Linked DNA regions of Mus musculus: region 2 is linked to region 1. Evidence: chromatin loops called from intact Hi-C (ENCODE). Cell type or tissue: left cerebral cortex. All regions are shown on one strand. Each heading gives the region's core, and the rest is flanking DNA. Links, peaks and the distances in the headings are about the cores only. Region 1 overlaps Fcmr (Fc fragment of IgM receptor). Region 2 holds the start of Gm41952 (a long non-coding RNA gene).

What was found. Peaks named below come from ENCODE experiments on the same cell type or tissue, not always from the same donor. Only the 100,000 strongest peaks of a DNase experiment are listed, where the experiment ranks them.
Region 2: a loop joins it to region 1, with 2.0 times the contacts of the local background. A loop is called at or near these places in 20 of 42 quality-filtered maps.

The regions. Positions count from the first base shown.
Region 1 is chr1:130,870,447-130,879,601 of GRCm38, reverse strand. It overlaps Fcmr (Fc fragment of IgM receptor), which reads right to left. Exons shown (of 8, transcript NM_026976.3): 2 at 5,222-5,554; 3 at 4,449-4,580; 4 at 3,420-3,639; 5 at 1,698-1,849; 6 at 1,261-1,419; 7 at 1,091-1,149. Among named protein-coding and RNA genes, the nearest start is that of Fcmr, 9.2 kb to the right of the region's middle. In left cerebral cortex, for the core only: CTCF peaks have their summits at 2,484 (motif pointing left) and 4,273 (motif pointing left); DNase peaks (open chromatin) are centred at 2,467 and 4,284.
Region 2 is chr1:130,957,335-130,966,489 of GRCm38, reverse strand. Gm41952 (a long non-coding RNA gene) reads right to left here and starts at 3,000. Exons shown (of 3, transcript XR_878521.1): 1 at 2,970-3,000; 2 at 2,570-2,674. In left cerebral cortex, for the core only: no CTCF peak of the experiment used is centred there; a DNase peak (open chromatin) is centred at 4,204.

The DNA.
Region 1 (9,155 bases), core at 1,748-6,747:
ACACACACTTATTGAGAGAATGAGACAGGGTTAGCTTTCAGCAGGAGGCAGTCCAGAAGAGGGTCTTGTGAGCGAAGACTGGTTATGTCTGTGTTTGGAGGGCAGGTGTGGGGGGCACATTCAAACAGCTGGAGGTGACTACAGGGCTAGGTAGCATTCTTCCCTTTTTATATGATCATTTAAACAATATATTGCCAGCCAGGCATGACATGACTTCACGGCAGCTAATGGGAGGCAAGTACTAGTGAGATATGAGAATGCAGGGTCACGATCCTAAGGAAGCCATCATCTCTGTGTGTAGAAATAAGAACTTGGTTCTGGTGGTTGAGTACTAACCATGGACCAGGAAAGCTGCCTGGAGTTGTTGGAACAAAATGTCCCTGGATGACCTCATGGATTAATCCTCTTCTTCCTGTCCCTCTGGTTTGAACCCTGAGGGTTTGGGGGTCTGTTGTATTTAATTAATTTACACTAATTAACACACGCACATTTGATGCCCTTATTAACACGTTTTCTGACTACAAAGCCCAAATGTTTTAGACTTTGGGAATGCTTAAAGTTTGTTCCCTTAATTTGGGGGAACAAAATGATACCTGCTATGTTGAATGTCTGCATCTCTGCCCAGGCACTTTAAATAACGCGGCTCTCTCTCTCTCTCTCTCTCTCTCTCTCTCTCTCTCTCTCTCTCTCTCTCTCTCTCTGTCTCTCTCTCTCTCTCTGTCTCTCTCTCTCTCTCTGTCTCTCTCTCTCTCTCTCTCTCTCTCTCTGTCTCTCTCTCTCTCTCTCTCTCTCTCTCTGAGATGTCTGAAATACCTCTCTCACAGAGGTAAAACTATCTGAGTAGCTTCCACCCCATCTAGCTTTCTAGAAACCTAGCGTCCTTTTTACACCTTAGTCGCTGCAGGGGTACCTTCCCTACTAGACTAAAGACATCCAACATTCATTTATCCGAAAAGAAATGCTTGCCAGGTAACTAAGATAACCACAGATTTTGCAGCGCCAGCCTTCGAGGGCTTCAATTTAGGGACTGGATACAACCGGTTGGGGGGGGAAGAGCCTGGCTGAACGGGCCGGGGTGGGCGGAGCTTACCTGCGGAGAAGCGGGGGACGCTGAGGCTGGGGCGTTGAGGAGCGGAGCCTCCGCTGGACCTATGAGACAGAAGAAAGCGGTGAGGACCCGGGTTTCCCACGCCTGGTCACCACCTGTCCCCGGTTTCCGGCTGGCCCCAGTCTCCACGCCTCGCTAGTGTGTGCGCTCACCCAAGCTGTCTGGTCCCCGTGCGCGCCGGGGGCAGGCGCTGTAGACGTTGTTCTGCGAGCGCGGCCTCTGCGAGGCATCCCGGCGCTGTGTGGGGAACGGGCGGGAAGCCCCCCGGCCTCGCCTCCTCATCGCTAGTCGGCCCGCACGTCTGGAGGAGGCTTCAGGAGGTCACCAAGAAAAGAGAAGGGCATGGCATCAGACACCAGTGGCCACCTGCCTCTTTTCTCCCAGACTGAAGGCTATACACCTCTAGGATGCCTGGCAATGTTGTAGCCTGGACTTAGACGCCCAGGGTACAGAGCACAGGAGCAAGGGCAAACTATTTTTAGACTCCATTTCTCATCCCGGTTACCTGGGCATCCGAGCTAGATCTGAATGCTCTGGGCTCTTGTACTTCAGGTCTCCCAACCACAGCCCAGATCCTCAAGTGGCTCACCTCTCCTCCTTTGAATGGCTCTTTTTACCACCAGTCCCAAAAGAACCAGCAAGAGAAAGCCCAGGAAGGTCGGAATCAGGATGTGAAATTCTGGGATGGGGATGTGAAGCCCTCGGTCTTCTCTCCCATAGTGTGGGCCATGGTGGCGTGTCCTTGGCCGTGGGAAAAAGGAGAGAGACAGAGAACTTAGACAAGGAAAGGAAACTTAAAGACTCACCCTTCAGTGGCCACCTTTCTTTAGGTGATTTCGAGTTGACCCATTGTTAACAGAATTTCCTCCATCATCCCCAAAGAGATTTGTTTATGGGGTCAGGAGTCTTTGGTTCAAATTTAAGTTCCTCATTTTACTGGTTTTGTGCTCTTGAGCGAGTTTTAATTTCCCTGAGTCTTATTTTGTTATAAATGGGTATCAGAAATGGACTTTGGACTTTCACAAAACTGTTCTGACCAAAATCATAGGGGGTGGGAAGAATTGAAGACAGCCAGTCCATCGCAGGGTCTGATATGGCTTCTATTCCCACAGTTAGAAACCTTGGCATAGGCAGACCTGTATTAACCACACTTGGACATTGTGTGTCTTTATCACAGTTGACATGAAAGAAACATTTATTACGTGGATTTCTGAGATGGAAACTAAGAGTCCTAGTTTCATTGAAGCCACATAGATTTTATTGCCCCAGTTCCCTCACAGGATCCAAATGATAGCCTTTTTTCTCTTTTGTATTTGCTCAGGCAAATTGCTTGTGGGGTTTCACACACATTTGCTTTAATGCTGCCCCCTAGTGGTTCATTGAGGTCCGATATTTAGAACCAAGCTAAGCAATAGTAACATTTGTCACAAAGTGTTAGCAGCATTAAGAAGGAAAGAAAAAAAAAGTAAGAGTAATTTTAATGCTAATTGATTAGTAAATACTTTTAATTACTTTAAATTAATTAAACCCTTTTTCTCATTTAGTTATACATTACAACAGGCCTGAATGAATCTGTATGATAGAAAGACCTGAGTCTTTCTATAAGATCAGAACTAGGGAGTTGCAAAGAATACTACATGTGGGAAAACTCTGCTAACTAAGGTCAAAGTCCATCATGACTGGATAGCCTCTGGGCCTGGTGTAATATAAGAGACTCCCTTCATTAGTGGGGTTTCAAGGAGAAACCCCACTGACCTTACCTGGGGAATTCTAAACCCACACGTTTCTACCTGAGGAATGTCACGAAGCCTCAATGAGATTGCAGAATCAATTTTCTTTCTCCCGATAAATCTCGTTCAGCCAGAACCTGAGATTCCTAAAATGCTTCCCCATGCTAGTGAGGTATCCAGGTAAGCCCCCAGCCAATGACCTTTGCCTATTTTGGATTTTTCTACTTTCAGTCCCTCAAAACTTTATAAGCCTTGAATCACCCTAAATAAAGTTGATCTGCCTCCTGATAGCTGGTTCCAGTGTGGCTAGTCACTGTATGTACTCACAGGGCTTCCAAATCCCCTCCCATCTCGATGCCTCTGCTTCCACTGCCCTTGTGGACAGAATTGGCTGATGTCCACAAGGGCAGGGAGACCCACAACAACAAAGCATATTCTTTGATGATAAGACTAATGCATTTATACAGAACACTCAAAAGCAGAGCATTTCTCAGAGGGTTTCTGGAGACAAAGCTGAGAAGGATATAGGATGACTTCAGGGCTCTTAGTACACAGGCACTAAACATAGAAGCCCTTCTTACCTTTGCTCATGAAGTCTGGTGTGGTGGCTGTAGCTGGCCTCTAGGGGCCTGATTGCTTGCTGAGTGGAAGTCTTTGAGGCTGTGGTTGCTGGCAGGAGCGCTGGGGACTTGGTAGCTGACACAGAAAATGCTCTGTAAACTCTGGGATGTTGGGTTACTGAAGTGATGCTGGAGGGCTGGTGAACCGGAGGGGCCTCAGTCTTTGGAGTTGGCGTGGTAACTTCAAGAGGGAAGGGAAAGCTTACATCAGTGGGAGATATGCTGTGCTCTCCAGTCTCCAGGAGAAGTGGGTCTCCTCTTCCACCCACAATCACTTCTCCCCTTTTGCCCATACACACCACCTGTTTTTGTAGTCCTTGTGGCCACAAATGCCTTTATAGTGCTCTAACTACACAAAAAACTTTCATGCATGCATGCATACATACTTTAAATATTTTCTCCAGGATGCCTTCCCTGACCTCACAGGCTTACTGTCTTCTGGACATGGGGAGTACCTTGCTCTTCTGTGCTCATATATTCTTCCCAATTTCATCCCAGTCAGTCACACTCATGGATCTATGATCTGCCCAGTTACACTGTTTCTTTTGACCCCAGCAAGGCCTCCTAGTGCAGCAATGTTCAATTAACGTACCTAACTCACCAGTATATGTTAAGATGCATGGGAATGTTAGTAGATAATCATCTTTTAATTGCTAAATAGAGTTGTTAAAACCACTAATTACCAGCAGGTAGAAGACACCCCTGCAGGTAGCAGGAAACATACTGACCTCCAGTTGGCAAACGTCTGCCCAGTCTTGGTTTCTAGTCATTCAAATAGGACCTGGGGTTTGTGAATTGGGCACTTTGTTACTTGTATGCCACCTAGTGGTGGTATGTGACTCCTCCAACTAGGGCCTGGCCTCTTAGCTGTCAGATGAAGGTCCTTCCCAAGGAAAAAGCATGGGAAAGTCCCTTCAGCTTTGCTAACTGCCTTATGAATTGAACAAAACAAGTCTCCCTCTTCTCGCGCTCTTGACTTGATGAGCTCACCTTTGGCTATGACTCCAGAAGAGCTGGGATGTTCACTCCCGTGGAGCCAGGGCATCTGGTGCTGCAGAAATCTGTGCAACCATCTTGGCCGCTCAGAGGTCCATTCATCTTCCCAGAATGGTTCTGGGTATTCTATTGGAGGCAAGAGGGATTCGTTGGTGATCATCAGGGAAGAGATAAGACTGGAGGGTCCAGTAAGAGCTGACTCAGCCAAGGCCATGAGGAGATGAGAATAGTCCACAGAAACAACAAGAAAGGAACGGGTATAGAGTCTCCCTGAATGCTGGCCTTTCCCACCAGCATATCCAGCGCTCCCTATAAAGCCATTGGACTGTTGGGGGTTATACATTGCTGAAGCAGTCATGCACATGTTAGGATGTCATGGAAAAGTCAGAGTTAAGAAGAAATGTAGGACCCCACCGTATAGTAACACATTTGGCTCGATCATTGTTTCTTAGTCTTATCCACCCAAGACATAATAATCACACACATAATAATTACATAGGACATGCATGGTTCCTCTGATGGTTTCCTCATCCTCAAAACCTCCTCTGTCTAAGGTCTACCTCTCCATTCATGCCCTGGGTAGAATGGGCAACATACAACATCTATCTTACTCCTTTCATCTCCTGTGGCTAGAAGGTTCTAGGCTGTGGTGTCGGTCAACTGTGAAGTTAAGCTGTGTTGTTCTGTGTTAATACTGGGATGGCTAATATGGCAATAGTATGGGATGGTTACAGTTAGATGCTGGTCTCAGTTTTCTAAACACCTACCATTATGGACATTCAGGGTGATTTTCTGGGTCTTGCCTTTGTCTGTCTTCATGCCCACACCACAGGCATAGATTCCATCGTCATTTTCCGTCAGCTGTGTCATCTCCACTAGGAATAGCTTCTTATCCAAGCATGGCGTCAGGGTGACTCGCCTTTCATATTCCTTCTTGACAAAGGTGTTGGACACCACAGTGGAGCATATCCCAGGTTTGGCCATCTGCCGACACAGATACATCCTTACGTGTAGTTGAGGGAGTGGGCATTCGATGATAATGGATCCACCCCACTCTACATTCAGCTGTACTTCTGGGAGGACTCTCAGGGCCCCAGACACTGCGAAGAGAAGAAACTAATGCAGAAGAAGCCCCATTCTCAGATGTGTCTCTACTTCATCCATACCTCCCCCTCACACTTCTCTCCAAACCTATTGCCGACCCCAGACCACCCCCAAATTAACCCCCAGATCTAGCCATGCCCTGTCACCAGCCCAGCCTCAGCCCTACAGAGTTTTCTTCTGATTTATGCCCAGATCCTTCATTCTCATTCAGGCTTACTCTGTGCCCACCCCATGTCCTTAGCCTCAGCCTCATAATTAAACCCGAGCCTGTAAGGACCTAGACACAACTACAATGCCTACTCCAAAGAGAAATGAGATGCCAGGAATGACCCCCCCCCCCAGTGGCACATAACCCCCTGAGGGACTAAAGTCTGAGGGTGAGAAAGGTGACCCATTCTTACAGCAAATTGTCCTTCTGGGTTCTTCTTTTCTCAATTCTGTTCATCTATCCACTCCTCCTTTCAACTCTACTAAACCATTCAACAAATATACATTTGATACCTTTCCTGGGTGCTCCTCTCTCATACAGTAAGTCATGTTGTAAATTATACCAACAGACAGCTACTCCAGTACAATGTAATAGATGTCTTGAGAGAGATAGCTCAGGGCTCCCTGACAACAGCAAGCAGGGACACCTGACTCAGGCCACTGAGGGGATGGTGTCCTGGGAGGATGGCTTTTGAGAGAAGTGGTGTCCAACGCTGTACCCTGAAAGAATGGGCATGGAGGGTGCCTGAGAAGGTGATGCTTGTCACTAGGGTGGAGAACTCATGGAAGGGCAATCAGGGTGTGCCTGAGTGTGAGTATACATGCATGGGTGTGAACATACATATGCCTAGGAGAGAAATAGGACAAGGAGGAGTGGAGGTTGTGGGTCACAAGTTCCTGACATTAAAAAGCAAGAAAAGGGAAGTGTAGCGTAACCCAACCCACTATAGCAGAGGGTAAAGCCACAGATGGCAATCTAAGTGGGTCCCAGCAAGTGCCTCCATATACCGAGAAGAGGGTTGTCTTAGTTGCTTTTCTATTGCTGTGACAAAACACCAGGACCAAGGCAACTTATAAAGGAGAGCATTTAATTTGGGGCTCATGGTTTCAGAGGGTTAGAGTTCATGACCACTGTAGGGAGAGGCATGGCAGCAGGCAGGCAGGTGTGGTGTTGAAGCAGTAGCTAAGAGCTTATATCTTGATCCACAAGTGTGTGTGTGTGTGTGTGTGTGTGTGTGTGTGTGTGTGTGTGTGTGTGTGTGTGTGTGAGAGAGAGAGATAGAGAGAGAGAGAGAGAGAGATGAAGTGATGTGTAGTTTTGAAATCTCAAAACCCACTCCCAGTGATACACCTACTCTAACAAGGCAATCTCCCCTAATCCTTCCCAAGCAATTCCACCAAGTTAGAGCCAAGCATTCAAACATATGAATGAATGGGGGCCGTTCTCATTCAAACCATCACAAGGGTGTGTGCTTATAGTGTAAAGCATGTGTGTGTTTAGCTGGGCCTGGAGAGCTAAGGTGGAGATGAAAAAGGCCTTTCAGGTAACAAGAACAGATTGCACCGAGGTAAGGACGTGAGAGAATGTGGCAGGGAAATCTGCTGGCTTATGATGTTTATCTACAAACCGTACATTCTGAATAGCTTCAATGAGCTTAGTCATGCGAGAGTTAAAACATTAGAATATCAATGGGTTTAGGGCATCTAGATTAGGATATCTCTGGTAGAGGGAAGTATTGAAGAGAGGTGAAAAAACATGGGCTAGAGATGGGGGTTAGGTGACAGTGCAGAGGAGCTGGAGAATAGCCACAGGAAGTGTTGAGTTCTGAAAGTGAAGCTATGCTAACAAGTTGGAGGGGGGAAGAGGCAGAGGGCACAGTCAGAAGTACATGGTCTGCCAAGGAACCTTGCATTTGATACACAAAGCTCAATACTGCTTAAAACTGCTGCCAACAGAACTCACAAGATGGCTTTGTGCCTGGACCCAGGCAATAGAAAGGTGACACATTCACAAAGTTCCAGCCAGCCAAGGCTCAAGACCTGATCCAGAGGTTGGGGGATTCTTAAAAATGACCAGATTCCTGGACAAACTAACTAGCTCTCTTTAGAGTCTATGGTAGCATCTATGACCAGGATTACAAAAACAGACTTCCAAGACAGAGCAAAGTAGGTAGGATTCGTAGTTTAGAAGTTTGAAATGCTGGGTCAGTCATTGGGGGCTCACTGATGCCTATGAATTGTCTTGTCCTTGGGCATGGTGGCTCCCTCTGTCTAGGCTGGTGTAGGGACCTGCTTTTTAAAGACACACCTCAGATGTAATTCCTGGCAACTTAAAAGTGGTTCTTGGGGAAAAGGGGGAGGGGGAGAAGGTATCTAAAGGAACTCACTGATTTGATACTAATATTATATAGGCAATAAAGTGATCTCTAGTTTCTAACCTCTAATTTGGTGACTGAATTGTAGAAATAGTAGAAAAGAGGAAAGCTGTAGTTTGAAAAGTCACTGTCGATATATAGTTGGATGAAAACGCATGATTGAGATGTTAGCATCCTATATTCTTTTCACAGTGCAAAAGAAGAAATAAGGCAGGGCCTTGAGGGCTGAGGACACACTGGAGATTTTCTAGGTGGGAGTGGGATTCAACCCAATTTGAAACAGAATGCTTGGAAAGAAAGTGGGAAGCACTTGGCTTGAGATTTGTATGTTGATTAAAGAGCTATAGTTTATGGGCGTGTGTTTGTGGATCAGGCATTCTCTTTAACTGAACCTGCAGTTTACTCATTCACCAGCAATCCTGGGCTTTCTCTTGTCCCCACCTTCCCAGCTCTGGGCTCACAGGTGTGCGGCACTGACTAGCTTTTTATGCAGATGTTGTGGCTCTCAACTCAGGTTCTCATGCTTTTGTGGCAAGCATTTTACCTACCTATCCAGTCCCTGAGTGTAATGTTTTAAATTCCTTTTAAAAGGACGAGAGGGCTGGTGAGATGGCTCAGCAGGTAAAGGCATTGCTAACAATCCTGATAGTTTCAGTGTGAGTCCTAGTGCCCACGTGATGGAGAAAAACATCTCCTTGAGATTGAAGGACAGCTCCTTCAGGTTGCCCTCTGGCCTCTCTATGCATGCCATGGCACATGGCCCAGAAAAAAACAAACTAACAGACGACAAACAAACAAATAATGTAAAAATATTTAAAAGCACGAGAACATTCCACTTAGCATCTCATTTTGATCTACAGCAACCTGCACGTGGACAGGCCCGGCACCTGCCATCGGTTCTGCCCCAGGAAAGGGTTCTAATTCATTTCACAGGGCATTTCCTCAGCTGAAACCCAAGCATGGCCTTCTTTGGTTTAGAATGTCTGTCTGCAATGGCCCCCACCCCCCTTTTTGCTGTATCATTGACTTTCGCTCTCTTCAGTCCTGCAGTAACTCATGCACAGACCTTGATGATGGCACCTTTAAAACCCTTAGATGATGTCTGCATCTCCTCCAGTCTTTTCTATGTGCTTTCTCAAATGCCTCATCCAATTCATATCCATCCCTTCCATTTCTCTTTGATCAACTTCAACCAGAATTTTGTCTCTAAACGTCCACCTAAACTGTTCTCATC
Region 2 (9,155 bases), core at 1,350-6,349, 87 kb before region 1:
TAAGGCTTTGAGCACTATGTTAAATATGACTGGAGAGTGGAGCTTTGTTTCTCACTTTAATGGAAATGCTTCACATTTTTCTCCTCTTATCATGATGTTATATGATGATATATGGCTCTGTCATATGTAGCCTTTATTATGTTGGGACATGTTTCCTTAATCTCTGCTATCTTCAGGATTTTCAGTCTGAAGAGATGGCAGATTTTGTCAAAGACATTACTAATGACTATTGAAATGATTTCATAGTCTCTGCCCTTGAGCATTTGTTTTATGGGATGTATTTATATGTGTAGATTTGTGTGTGCTGAGCTATCCCTGCATCTCTGGAATGAAGCTAACACTATTACAAAGAATCATCTTTTTGATGATTCATAAAGTTAGTTTGTAAGCATTTTATTGAGAATTATTGTGTCTATGTTCATCAAAGGATATTGATCTATTTTTCATTATTGCTTTTTTATCTGGTTTTGGTATCAGGGTAATGCTTCCTAAAGTGAATTTAAGAGCATTCTCTTCTGTTTTATGGAATGATTTAAGAATGAGTATTGGTTCTTTGATGGTTTGCTAGAATTCTGCAGAGTCAATCTGGTGTGGACTTTGTTAGTTGGGAAATTTTAAATTATCGCTTCAATCTCACTGTGCGATGCATATCTACTTAAATTTTTTAAATCTCCTTTTACTCTAACTTTGGCAGATTATATGCATCTACTAAGTCATTCATTTCTTTTAGATTTTCCAGTTTAGCAGGATATAAAATTTTAACGTCTGTTTTTATGACCTTCTAAATTACACTGGTAACTGTTGGAATGACCCTTTTATCTTTTATCTCTAATTTTATTAATCTGTGCATTTGTTCTTTTGATTACTATGGCTAAAACGTCATGCTAATTTAACACACCATCAATTCAATGCTAAGCACGTTCCATCTGTTTTGCCATTTTCTCATTCATTTGCTGAGTTCCACTCCAGGTCTTGGATATCATATATCTGCTCATTTGTGTCCTCTTGGAGGTGATAGATCATTTGAACTAATTATTTAATTAATTATATCCCAAATACTGCCGCTTCCTCCCCTCTCACAGAGCTCCTTCCCCCCATCCCTCATCCTCCAGCCCCTTTGCCTTTATCCTCTATCCCCATCCCCTTCACCTCTGAGAGGCTGTCCCCACCCTGGGTATCCTCGCACCCCAGTGCATCAAGTTCACAGGATTAGGCACATTTTCTCCTCCTGAGGCCAGACAAGGCAGTCCTCTGATACATAAGTGCCTGGAGCCTCAGACCAGCCTGTGTATGCTTTTTTTTTTTTTTTTTTTTTTTTGGTTGGTGCCTCAGTCTTTGGGAGCTCCTGGCCCATTTTGAGACTTGTCCCATGGGCAGGCACCAATCCTTCCCACTCTTAATAATGCTACGTTGTGCTTGCAGACAGGAGCCTAGCCTAGCTGTTCTCCGAGAGATTTTTCCCAGCAGCTGACAGAGACAGGTGCAGATGCTCACAAACACTGGACAGAGTTCAGGCCCCTATGGAAGAGTTAGGGGAAGGATTGAAGGCCCTTAAGGAGGTGACAATCCCACAGGAAGACCAACAATGCCAACTAACCTGGATCCCTGTGATGGATTATTTTTAACAGTAAACTTGCAATTTTCATTTCACACTTTCCCCAGTGCAGTCTTTTGAACTCACTAGTTGCGTGTTATAACCTTCTGGAGGAATGTGCCCTGCTTTCCCATGTTTCTTGTGGTTCTGTGTTGTGGTTTGTGCTGTTTTGTCTTCGGATCTTTGCATTGTTCAGTCTACTGTTGTATTGTTCAGTCAAAAGATAAGAACTGCGATTACAGCTACAGCATGAACACACTGACATACATTTATGATGGTGAATTGTGGGACAGTGCCACCAGGCAGAAAACCTGGTAAGGTTGAGCAAATTTAGAAACCCCGGTACTCTCATATCTGAGAACGGTAGATGTTTCATCTACTCCTGACCAGACTCCTGTCCTGGAACACGTGACCACAATAAACCATGGAGAGGACGGTGACAATCAGTCACATAGGGGTAACCTCCCCCCACCCCCCAAAAAGGCCCTCCACATGGAGATGAGGCATCCCTAATACCTCGGACCAAGTCAATAGAAAGCATCTGCTTAGACCCCACCCCACCCCAAAACATATATAAGACGCTATCCATAAGAAATAAAACACATAAGTTACTTCATCAAAGAGCGTCTGTCTTATAGCTGTAGCACTTAGGGGGAGAGAATTCTCTCCGAAGCTTTCCTCACTGGAAGCTCCTCCAGCCTACTGTAGTCACTCCCCACTCGGTGGCTTTGACCTTGGCTCCTTAGCTGCCCACTGTGCCTGGCCAGCCAGGGCCTGGCTGTTATCCACCACCGACTCAGGAGCAGCATCGACCATGGAAGAGACCCAGCAGCGTGTCTTGATCCAACTACCCCTCCCCTTTGCATAGCACAACTCTTTGGCTGCTCTAGCCAGGCCAGAGCCCTGCAAATCTCCATGGACAGAATCTGGTACACAGACAGGCAGTTAATATTAATTGATAGGATTTATACTCACCCAGGAAACCTACTTGTAGCAGTGCTGTGAAGACACTCTCAGAGGTTTGACTGAAGGAGGGACACACACCCGAATGTGGCGAGATCCCATGGCTGAGGTCCCATTCTGGAGGAAAATGAGAGAGTGAGTCACTCACTAGTGTCCATCTCTCTTCGGTTCCTTACTACAGAAGGACTTGCACTGGGAACACTGTCTCGCACTCCTGCTATGTCTGCAACTGAGGGGAACCTTGAACTCCTGATCCTCCTGCCCCCTCCCCCCCTTTTTGAGCACTGAGATTATGCGCATGAACCACCATACCTGTTTTATGTAGTTCTAGAGATTGAACTCATGCAAGCACCCCACTAACTGAGCTACATTCCAGTCCCTAAATGATTTCCCAAAGCTCATAGTTACTTACTGGTGTATGTAAGGGATTTAGGCTATCTGTCTTACCCCACAGTCCAAAGGTTAGGCAAGTCTCAGGTGACTAGGTCAAAGTTCTTATCTGCTTTACTTCAGGTGCCTTCTTTTTCATATTCAGTCGAGAGTCTTGTGTTTATCCATCTTAAATTTCAACTTGTTGGAATAAACTTATTCCAGATTGTTAAAACATTTAGGACCCTCATCTGACATTCCCTGTCCCTACTCTCGTTCCAAATGTCACATCTTTCTCAAGCTTGCTAAGTGTGCCCTCTGAAACTTCGTTCAAAAAACAAAGGAAGGGTAGGAGAGAAGGATCAGTGGGCATGAGCTCTGTGGCTGCTTCAGAGGACTGGGTCTGGGTCCTCAGTCATACCCATGCCAGGTGCCTGTAACTCCAGTAGTGGGGCATCTGATGCCGTCTCCTAGCATCCATGGGCTTGTGGGTACAGGTGAGCTTCACGAACTCAAGGATGCATGGGAGTTAGGCAAGAGAAAGACAGACATCCTTGCCAGATGGTTAAACAAAAATACACACAGAGTGTATAAACAAAAATATGGTTGAACATAAATACACACAGAACACACATACATATACACGCACAAGCACATGCACATATTTAAAAAAAAAAGACAGGAAAGTATAGAAGCTTGTGTGGAACTGTTAGAAACCACTCTCCTTCAGGCTGAAAATAGTTTGTGAGTCTGCAACCTTTTCAAGGTACCAGAATCCTACCTTACCTTTGGCTTTTTACCCAGATTTCAGGGATCTTCCAAAACCCTATATTTGAAGCCTAAAGACTCTTTTACACCACCTACAATCATGGCCTATTAATAATTAGCAGATACAATTAGCTTCCAGATGTTAGCCAAATAGTGGATGCTTTTGACCTTGCATGAGGCCTAGAAGGGGTAAGCTATTGGCACTTTGTATGAACATAATAAGTCCTTCGCACATAGCTCTCCTCCTCTTCTTTCTCTTCCTCCTCTTCCTCCTCCTCCTTTCATCTCCAGAGTGATTGTTTTCATTATCTGTTGCTGAAAAACAAACTGTCTCAAAACAGTGGCTTCAAACAATGGCAATTATTTAATCATGTATTTAAAACTCGGACATGGCTTGGCAAGAACGTTTGGCTTTTAATATGGGTGTATGCGCTAGAGCTGCAGAGTGAAGTCTGTTTGGCACAACTCTGAGCAGCTCATGAAACTGCTTTACTTTCTCCTCCTACTCATTTTCTTGCCCCATTTCCAAGTTCTGCCCCTGTTAACCATCTGGCCAGGATGCCTGCCTTTCTCTTGCCTAACTCCCATGTATCCTTGAAGCATTAGTGAAGTTCACCTTTACCCACATGATTTCTCTGATACCCCATACCGCACACCTCTATTTCCCTCCTAACTTTTGTACTATGTTCTTCAGCATGCAGTGGCCCTCTTCAAAACACATATCCCAATGCAATGAGTTGCCCTTTCTACCTGCCTGTTTCTCTCACTAGATTCTTGTCTCTCCAAGGGAAGGAGGTGTTGTCTCTTTGCCTTCCCATTGTCTAGCATAGTGTGTGCTCAGTATGTTGAATCAATGAATGGTTTCAGCATATTACAGTTCTTTTACACTAATATAGTCTTATGAAAATGACAGATTGGCAACAAGACCCAGCCCCTACAAAAGACTCAGTGAGGCAGGCTATTTTGGATCAAAGATTACATGATTTCAAATTCATTAGGTGTTTGGAGACATGTACTTGCACATAGTAAGCAGTCTATAAGCATCAGTTGCTGTTATTAACATTGCCACAACTGTAGCTTTCAGAGGTTCATCTGTCCTGGCTTAAGGTTCTTTTTATTTTCCTATGAAGACTCCTCTTTGAACAGGACTTTGAACTACAATGACCTCCTTCCAGATGATGCTAACACCTCTGGGAGCTCCCTGGTGTTAGCATTCCCTCCAGAATAGAATAGAATAGAATAGAATAGAATAGAATAGAATAGAATAGAATAGAATAGAATAGAATAGAATAGAATAGATAATGTTTATACTATATATAATATATTTACATTAGATAATATATTTGGGGATATATACATACACATATACATATACATGCGCATGTACATATATATGTACATATATATGCATATATATATATACATATATATACACACACACATACTCATCCATCCTCTCGAAGAGGAAGTATGTGCAAAACTCAGAATCCGTATGTGTGTTCATCTTGGCGAAGGCTCATTCCATGCACCAGCCCTATCAGCTTCTTTCCAATTCGTTTCTGTTCCCAGCAGATAGATTTGGATATTGCCACCTGCCAGGTGTTTCTGAGTTTCCCTAGGTGTGGCAGAGTTGCAGAGAAGCAGAAGTGAGTTCATGACAGACTGATCTGGCATGCTGCCACATGGGACCAGCATCTTCTCTCCCTTCCATTTCTTCTTCAGACCAAGGATCATTTGGAGGAAGTCTGGGAGGAAAGGCTAGCTGGCGGAGTAAAGATAATTCCACCCTCAGAGATCTGGTCTACCAGAATTTAGGGGAAGAGTCCAAGTTCCTCAGGTTCTTAGGCCTTGATCTTGTCTGGACTTAATGGGATGGCTAGGAGCTAAAAAGTCCCAGAGTTCTCCATATCAGATACTCTGTGCCCCATTCTGCCCAAAATTTGTATAAACTTCAGCGTAGCATTTCAGCTTGATCTGTGATTAATGTTTGGTGCTAGGAAAACTAGTGTCAAAGCCAAAATTTTTCTAGGGAAAGAAAGAAGAGAAATTTTCAACTTGGCTCTGAGGATGTATGGCAGACCAGGATTCTGGTTCAAAGACTTTCATGAAGAGAGGGTTGGAGGAGGCTTCATGGGAGAACACCCCTGAAAAAGAGGGCTGAAAAGCAAGATGGGTGAGAATAGGAAGCGCAGTGCCCATGAATAGTCTTGCCTGTGGGCAGTTTGAGTAAGCATCTTGGAGGATGTGTTGAAATCTATTGGGAGGTCAGAGGAAAGGATGGAATTGAGATTGTTTTATTTGTGGTACTCTGCTGTATTTCAGACTTAAGCCTCCTTCCTTAGGGAGTTCATCTCTGACCATGAGCTGGATTAAGTTCTCTATCACAGGCTCCATACCATAACCGTGGCAACCATCATCCACTCTGGAGTCTGCCTTTGAAGGGTCAGATCCCAGCTTTTGACTCATGAGCGCTGCAATCTAGTGTATTTATTTATTTATTTATTTATTTATTTATTTATTTATTTAAGCACTTTAACAAGACCCCCAATACTGGGATTTTAAGAAGAAAGGGGATTTACTTATCTCATCATCTAAGAGGTTGCAAGTCTAAAATAATGTATTCCACATTGATATGACTTCTGGTAAGGAACTAATGGCAGATGACATCATGGTGGAACAAGCGTATGAGGGAGACTTCTGGGCTTGCCTAGTTTTATGTCAATTTGACATTAGAGAGGAGGGAACATCAACTGAGAAAATACCACTATAAGATTAGTCTGTAGACAAGCCTGTGGAGCATTTTCTTTATCACTGATTGATAGGGAGGGCCCCACTCATTGGAAGTGGTGTCATCCCTGGGCTGGTGGTCCTGAGTTCTGTAAGAAAGCAGGCTGAGCAAGCCATGAGGAGCAATACAATAAGTAGCACCCCTCCATGGCCTCTGCCTTCACAGGTTCCTGGCCTGTTTGAGTTCCTGTCCTAACTTCCTTCAGTAATGAACAGTGAAGTATAAGCCAAATAAATCCTTTCATTCCCTAATTGCTTTGGTTGTGGTGTCTCATGGTAGCAACATTAAACCTACCTAGTAAAACTTCCCATTATAAAACAGGATTCCAGGGAGAGGGGCAGGCTTGTTCCTTTTGTAATGACTTTCTTGGAACTAAGTCAAGGGTATCATGAGAATCCCTTCAAAGGGTGGTTCCTAGTGACATAAGGAACTCCCATGAGACCTCACCTCTTTTTCTTAAAATTTATTTTTATTTTATGTATACGAGTACATTGTAACTGTCTTAAGACATACCAGAATAGGGCATTGAATCACATTAAAGATGGTTGTGAGCCATCATGTGGTTGCTGAGAATTGGACTCAGGACCTCTGGAAGAGCAGTCAGTGCTCTTAACCACTGAGAGATCTCTCCAGTCTCAGGATTTCACTTCTTAACATACCAGTATCTGAAATCCTGACGAATAAAAATCAAACCATATCCAAGCCACAGAATCTAGGGCTTCTCAATTCAAGTAATGTAGCTAAAATCAGTCCCTTCTCACAAGGGTGTAAAAGTTTGAGTGGGGTAAAAACTTGCTCTAGGGGCCCAGTTGATAACACCTTCCACACCACAAGGAGAACTCTGGTTTCCCCTGAGTGGGCCCACATATTCTGTCCTTCCAGGAAACTTGCTTCAGGGGTGCAGACAGAATGATCTTTAAACCTCTTTCTTGGTTGAGTCTTTGTGTGGTTTAGGTATCAAGGTAACTGTGGTGACAGTGTTCCTTCTGCTTCTATTTTGTGGAATAGTTTGAGGAGTAGTGTATTAGCTGTGCTTTGAAAGTTTTGTAGAATTCGTTTTGGCTGGAGGACTTTTAATGACTGCTTCTATTTTCTTAAAGGTTATAGGACTATTTAAGTAGTTTACCTGATCTTGATTTAACTTTGGTAAGTGGCATCTGTCTAGAAAATCATCCATATTGTTTAGGTTTCTCAATTTTGTGGAATACAGGCTATTAAAGACCTAATGATTCATTGTAATGTCTCCATTTTATTTCTGATTTTGTTTATTTTGATATTGTCTCTCTGCCTTTTAGTTAGTTTGGCTAAGGATTTTTCTATCTTGTTGATTTTCTCAAAGAACCAGCTCTTGGTTTTGTTGATTCTTTTTATGGTTTTCATTGTTTCTAATTGATTACTTACAGCCCCGATTTTGATTATTTCCTGCTGTCTTCTATTTTTGGGTGTGTTTGTTTCTTTTTGTTCAAGAGCTTTCAGATGTACTTTGAAACTGTTGGTATGAGAACTCTCGAATTCTTTATGGAGGTACTTAGTGCTATGAACTTTCTTCTTAGCACTGCTTTCATTGTGTCCTACAAGTTTGGGTATGCTGTTCCTTTATTTTCATTGATCCTAGAAAGTTTTAAATTTCTTTATTTCTTACCTGACCCAGAGATCATTGGATAGCAAGTTGTTCAGTTTGCCTGAACATTGGGTAGAGAGAGTGTAGGCTTTCTGGCGTTTTGGTTGTTGTTGAAGTCCAGCTTTAAACCATGGTAGTCTGATAAGATATAAGGCATTATTTCAATTTTCTTGTGTCTGTTGATGCTTGTTTTGTGGCCAAGTATATGGTCAATTTTGGAGAAGGTTTTATGAGGTGCTGAGAAAAAGATATTTGTGTGTGTGTTTGAGTGAAATGTTCTGTAGATAACTGTTGGGTCCATTTGATTCATAATGTCTATTAGTTTCATTATTTCTCTGTTTCAGTTTTGTCTGGATGACCTGTTGATTGGTAAGAGTAGGGTGTTGAACTCTCCCACTATTAATGTGTGGGGGTTTGATATGTGATTTAAGCTTCAGCAATGTTTCTTTTATAAATGTGGGTGCCTTTGCATTTAGGGCATAGACGTTCAGAACTGAGATATCATCTTGGTAGATTTTTCCTTTGATGAGCATGAAGTGTCCTTTGCTATCTCTTTTGATTAGTTATGGTTGAAAGTCTATTTTATTAGATATTAGAATGGCTAGTTCAGCTTGCTTCTTCAGACTGTTTGCTTGGAAAACTTTTTTCTAGCTCTTTTCTCTAAGGTAATGTTTATCTTTATTGCGAAGGTGCATTTCTTTTTTTTTTTTTTTTTCTTTTTTAAAAAAATTTTTATTAGGTATTTTCCTCTTTTACATTTCCAATGCTATCCCAAAAGTCCCCCATACCCACCCCCCCCCGACTCCCCTACCCACCCACTCCCCCTTTTTGGCCCTGGCGTTCCCCTGTACTGGGGCATATAAAGTTTGCAAGTCCAATGGGCCTTTCTTTCCAGTGATGGCCGACTAGGCCATCTTTTTTTTTTTTCTTTCCATTTTTTATTAGGTATTTAGCTCATTTACATTTCCAATGCTATACCAAAAGTCCCCCATACCCACCCCCCCCACTCCCCTACCCACCCACTCCCCCTTTTTGGCCCTGGCGTTCCCCTG